Regions from separate parts of the Mus musculus genome. Here region 1 is linked to region 2. The links are chromatin loops, found by intact Hi-C in ENCODE. Cell type or tissue: gastrocnemius. All regions are shown on one strand. Links, peaks and the distances in the headings refer to the core of each region. The heading gives the core; the rest is flanking DNA.

The links. Peaks named below come from ENCODE experiments on the same cell type or tissue, not always from the same donor. Only the 100,000 strongest peaks of a DNase experiment are listed, where the experiment ranks them.
Region 1: a loop joins it to region 2, with 3 times the contacts of the local background. A loop is called at or near these places in 3 of 42 quality-filtered maps.

Annotation. Positions count from the first base shown.
Region 1 is chr19:57,359,744-57,362,651 of GRCm38, forward strand. Fam160b1 (family with sequence similarity 160, member B1) reads left to right here and starts at 1,266. Exons shown (of 17, transcript NM_145505.4): 1 at 1,266-1,627. The coding sequence starts at 1,583. It overlaps B230217O12Rik (RIKEN cDNA B230217O12 gene), which reads right to left and starts at 1,156. Exons shown (of 3, transcript NR_040316.1): 1 at 271-1,156. In gastrocnemius, for the core only: a CTCF peak has its summit at 1,282 (motif pointing left); DNase peaks (open chromatin) are centred at 407, 1,163 and 1,676; H3K4me3 peaks cover 2,500 bases; H3K27ac peaks cover 2,421 bases.
Region 2 is chr19:56,810,264-56,813,171 of GRCm38, forward strand. Ccdc186 (coiled-coil domain containing 186) reads right to left here. Exons shown (of 16, transcript NM_170757.2): 2 at 2,732-2,908; 3 at 1-102. Among named protein-coding and RNA genes, the nearest start is that of Ccdc186, 10 kb to the right of the region's middle. In gastrocnemius, for the core only: a CTCF peak has its summit at 1,425 (motif pointing left); a DNase peak (open chromatin) is centred at 1,420; H3K27ac peaks cover 201 bases.

The sequences.
Region 1 (2,908 bases), core at 210-2,709, 550 kb after region 2:
TGCCATGTAATTAGCCAGGAAAATTATTATGGTTGATAAACTGACCAAACCTCATAAGTAGTATGAATAATAACAACAAACATTGTGTGCTCTAGGATGGAGCAGGAACAAGGACCTTGAACGTGGCAAGGAACACAGCTCAATGTCCAACAAATAACAGAGGATGTTGCCAGCGTTTTAGTTTACAGAAAGCAAGGCTATGCTTACCTGCTTTTGAGCATAGCAGAAGCAAACAACCAAAGCATGAGAAAGACTCGAGTCTCCCCTTACCTTCTCTCTTGGTTTCCTCTCCTCTTGTGTTGTTACTAATGTTATAACAAGGAGGAGAGCCTGTGATCCCCGGCTTTCTTCACTGCTACATTGGTAACCTCACGGCCCAGAATGGCAGAGCTGGATCCAAACAGGCTTCTCAACCCTGCTCAGAGTTGCGGCGCCCTCTTCTGCCCTCTGCTCAACGAATTATACTATCAATAGGTATTTTTCATCCATGTTAATGAGAAATCTACTTCACCCTAATGCAGAACTCCCCGATCCTTTTCGTGAAATGCTAATACCAGCTTGAAACAAAGTTCTTCAGATTTTCAGAAGTTGCATCAACCATCTTAAAATGGTCAGTGTTTCCTCTACGCCTTGTTTAATACACATTTGCATAGTGTTTTAGGAAGCCTCCAGCCCAGGGCTCATTAACTTGAGGCTTCACTCATCGGTGTTAGGCATCCTGAATATTATTTCCTTTTCCAGAAACACACTGAAACCTTGTAGGCCACCATCCTGCGTTATTTAACCGAACCCTCATCCCACGTGTCCATTTGGCATTTCCGGGTTTTGATAAGGATAAGCTATTTTAGTCTAGCGGGATCTTCCCACCTGCATTGGATGCGGTCGAATCCCTAGCACGTGGACCCGCTGTCCGTTTTTTGCGTTCGGGATGCTGGTATTTTCCCAGCGGCCTTCCAGTCTTGCCCTACGTATGGTACGCAAGCGCAGCGTCAACACGTCGCTGCCAAATCCTCACACTGCTCTCTGGTCACCGAGAGACGAGTGCCAGCACCGCCGGGTGCGCCACGCCAGGCCCGCCCTCCCTCCTGGCCTCAGCCTTTCAGCGCCCCGCCGACCCCGCCCGCCCTGCTCTCCCCATCGGCCCCGCCCTCAAGTCGGCCCCGCCCTCCCTGCTGGCCCCGCCCTCCCCGCCCTGGCCTCTGCGCGCCCCGCCCCGCGTCCAGCGACGCCGGCAGCGGAGACCTGGGCTTCCCCGGGCCGCATCAGCGTCCCCTGCAGGCCGCGGCGGGCACGGCAGCCGGAAGAGCCCGAGCTCCTGCCACCGTGTCCGCGTCGCCGCCGCTGAGCTCCGCGGTGCCCCGATTGCAGCCGAACGACCTCGGAGCCGCCCGCCGCGGCCCCGCGTCCTCCGATCAGAGCCGCCGCGCCTCCCGCCCGGCCTCCGCCCTCCGCTCCCCGCCCGGGCCCGCCCGCACCGGCCTTCACTCTGGAGCGGCCCGGGCAGCCGCAGCAGGGGCGGCGGCGGCGCATCGAGGAGCTCTCCAGGTCGTCCCGGGAGAAGCTGCTGCAGTCCCGGGACAGGATGTTCTCCAAGCTTACGTCCATCCTGCAGCATGCCGTGGAGGCGGTGAGTCCGATTGGGGTGCGGGGGGCTGCGAGGCGCGGGGAGGGAGGCTGCGGCGAGGCCTGGGCACCCCCGGGGCCTCTGCTCTCCAGCCGGGGACCGGGCGGCTCCCGAGGCCTCCTGGCCGTTAACCTCCGGGGCTACGTGGCCAGCGCCGCGCAAGACAAAAGAACGGCGGTGCTGGTGGGCAGGGCTTGCTTTTGCTTTGGTACGGGTGAGAGAGGAGCGGCGGGGACCCTGGGGCCCGGTCCACACCGGTACCGGCTCTGCCAGCTCGGGCCCAGCGGCCCACCTCGGCCGGACCTCGGTGATCGATCTGCGGGAGTTTGCGGGTCCGCGATCGCCCAGCTCACACCATCTGTTTCCCTTTTCTTGTCTGTAATGCGCTTCCTGGAGGCTCTTGGCGCAGCCTGCAACCGCTGTACTGTGAGCCTGGTCCTAAACAGCACCGGGGGGACAGAACTCAAACCGCCAAACGTACAGCACCCAAAAACCTAGGAAGAGAATGCTTTTCTTGTCGGTGCTAAACGCGACCCTTTGCTTTATTTTACTAGCTAATTTTGGACTGAGTATCATCCTATGTGAAGAAAGTTACTGTGTTTTTTTTTTTTTAATGGCATTTTCTTTGCATATTGAGAATGGCCTAATAGTAGCACTTTCAAATTCACATGACTTTCTAAAGAAAAGTAAAAAGATGACAAAATACCACGGTGGTTTTTAGGGTCAGCTAAGAAAATTAGAGTTGTGAGTTTCAGATATGGAGACAAAATTTTAACACAATTGCTTTTTACATACTTCGTGGAATTTGGGTTTCGCTTGGTGGCACATCAAACAAGAAAGAAATGGGGTTGCCTGAGGAGCAGTGTTGACACATGGGGTAGAGAACTGCACTCTAAGATGCCAATTCTACTTTTCTTGCTTAATATGGAGTCAGTGTGCAACAGCATTGGTAAAATAATTTTTAAAACTTTTAACAACACTTATATTGATATTTTGTATTATACTTCAGACTATAAAGAGTCATCAAACTTTTAAAGTTCAACATTGCTTGATATAATGATAACTAAAAGATAACTATGAATAAATTATATGGATGAAACCCTGGGGCCTGCCGTGTTCTAGATAAAAACACTCCCACTGGATTTTATTTTATTTATTTATTTATTTATTTATTTATTTTTGAGATAGAGAATTGCCCAGTGCCCCAAGGTGGCCTTGAACTCATTGAGCTCTGCTCAGACTGGCCTCGAACTTCTACCTTAGCCTCTGGAGTACTTAAATTCT
Region 2 (2,908 bases), core at 301-2,800:
TTCTCTGTTTCTGTCCTTTTTCTCAGTTCTTCTCTTAAACTGTCTTTTTCTGAACAAATGTTTAAGATAAGTTCCTGATGATTCTTATTTTCTTTAATTAACCTAAATATAAAAGGGAAATAAGATACGAAATATTATCTATCTACAGATTAGACATGGACACCACTGATCAATCCTCTCGAGTAGTCTTTTTATTCTAAAATACCACATCTGGATGAGAGCCCCCACCCCTGATGATACCTTCTCAGACCATGTCCTCACCATCGAGTGACTGAGTGTGCTTGAGGTAAACGGTCTCTATGTCTGTCACTACAAGAGAAGCAAGCAGACGAGAGGGAGGGCAAGAGCAGGCAGCTCTGTCACAGCCTAGGTACTCACACTCTGTTGATTTATACACCAGATTAAAAAAAAAAAAAAAAACAAAAACAAAAAAACCAAAAAGTCTCTGGTCAATTAGCCCTGTTAGGCTCCCACTGAGCACACCCACATCCTTAACTTGTTTCTTTGGTATTCTTTGTTATTTGGTATTCTTAGAAGTCATGCACACATTCCACACAGACTACTGTTCTTTTAGAGTTCAAGCTGGGTCACTGAGCAATACTACTGATGCATGAGGTAACAGAATAAAAAGGGTGGAGTGGTATTTTCCAGGATCCAGAAAGTAGATAGAGGAGCTTAGATCCACAGGGTACAAAGTTCCAGGTTCAGACAAGTCCTGGGGATTTAATGTACAACACAGTGGTGGTAGGGCTGGGTGTAGTAGAATACACACCCAGCATTAAGGTCCTCTAGCACCAAACAGGGAGAAGAGGATGAAAAAGAGGAAGAGGAGGTGAGAGAAAGAATGAAGGAAAGGGAGGGGAAGAAATGGGAGAGCAGGGCATACAGCAAGACGCAGACCCAGAAGGAGGAGGAAGGAAACGGTATTTTAAACAGGAAATTTTCAAGAGTGTATCTTAAAGGTTTAAGAAACACACAGGTAACTAGCTATATGAGAGGATAAACATAGTAGCCAGCCTGATTGTAGAATCATTTCCAAATGACAATATATACAATTTTCCCAGGAAAAAACAAACAAAAAAAAAACTCAGTAAATGGGAATTTAATCAAACATCTGGAAAAGGATGCATTTATGAAATTTTCAATAAAGGAACTGAAACTTAGTGATTTCATAAAAAAATTAAATGCAGATAAAAGTTAAGAAAACATCTAGTTGCTTACCTGAATCAACAATTGATTTATTTGAAATTGAAAGTATTATATGTAAAGCAAAAGATCAATGCAGGTTACAGTAACACTTATATGACACCTCACTATCCACAAAAGTAACACTGGGCAAGCAGAGTCTCTCACAGGAGAGAGCACGGACTCAGACTCCACAAGTTCCAGGCTGCTGCTGGGCCACTCCCTACTCTACTGCCCGCTGCTCCCTCTGCTGGGTGGACAAAGAACGTGTTTGTTTTTACGCCTAATACTGTTTAGTTCCGTCCAGCAACTTGCAGCCAGATGATTTCCTGTAACAACTGATAAAACAAGTCAGAAGCTTGGCTCTGTAGATATTTCCATCTGACCCGGACAAGTTTCTTAATCTGCCTCAGGTACCTCATAAACCTAAGGACGAGTGAGGGTAGGACGTGTTGTCTATCTGTGCACATTCCATGAGTTAACGTGTGCACCAGTCACATGGTTAATAGTAAGTGAGATTATTAAATGTATGTATCTTAAAATGTTTAAGTGCTGTATAAGCTGTCAGGATCTAAGGAAAGTAGGAAAGGGCATCAGAAATAATCACTGTGTGTGTTGGGGGGGGCGCGGGGGGTGATGGGAGTAGATCCAGACTGCAGGGGAGTGAAGAAGTTACCCCAAGCCTAGAAGGCCCGGGAGCACAGATGTCTGAGCCATGGAAGCACAGAGTGTATTAACAGGATTCCAAGTTGGATCTAAGTGAGCAGAGGTGCTCGTGAGAAGGCACTGCCGTTTCACAGACATGTGATTCCCCAGAACCCACACAAAGGCAGACAGGAGGAACGTCTCCAGAACGTTTCCTCTGGCTTGCACATGTGCAAAACCCTCACATCATAACACAGCCTTTTTCTTTAGAAAATTTAAATTTAAGAAAGATAAAATTAATGTAAAAAAAATAGAAAATGAATACCAGCAGATTGAAGTTCACTGGGAAAAACACAATGAGTGAGCACCTTTGGGGCCATCTGGTGGCTTTAACAGAATAATATGGAAAACAACAAAGCAAGGAGAGCCAGTACCTATAAAAGAGCACTCAGGGCGTGGTCTGTGTGCCCTGTAATCCTCAGCGTAGTGTAAAAGTGTGTAGTTTAGTGAAAGAGAGTATGTATTATTTTTCTTTGTAACAGATTGTAACAGTATGCCCAAACTTATATATCACTTTACTATAAAATGTACAATAAAAATACAGAATAAATCCTATTAGAAACAGGCTGAAGGAAATCAAACTTATCAAAACATTCTCCCGTTCTCTAAATTGTAAGCTTCTGAACTTAATTCGTGACTTTTCATTTCCCTTTGAATTGATTTTGACACACCGCTCCCTAGTGAACACACACTCTTCACTGCTGCTTTACTACTGTAAGCAAGCACAAATGGAAGCTGCCCAGTTACTTGGGGAAGTAGACCAACTCTGCAAGGCTGCATTCTGAAACAAAGGCGGACAGAGTCCTCTCCTCGAGGTGGGGGGCCGTAGCAGCAGACTTACTGTTTAACAGTGAGCTCCTGCTGCAAGTACCTGCTGTGCACACACTTCTCAAACAGGGCTAAGGCCTGTTCTCCTTTATTCAGTCCATTTGGGACTTGGTGGCCCTCTGCAAACTCAGCAGATAAGAGCTCAGATTCGATTTCTCCCAACAAATCGTCTGAGGCTGAAACAGTCTTC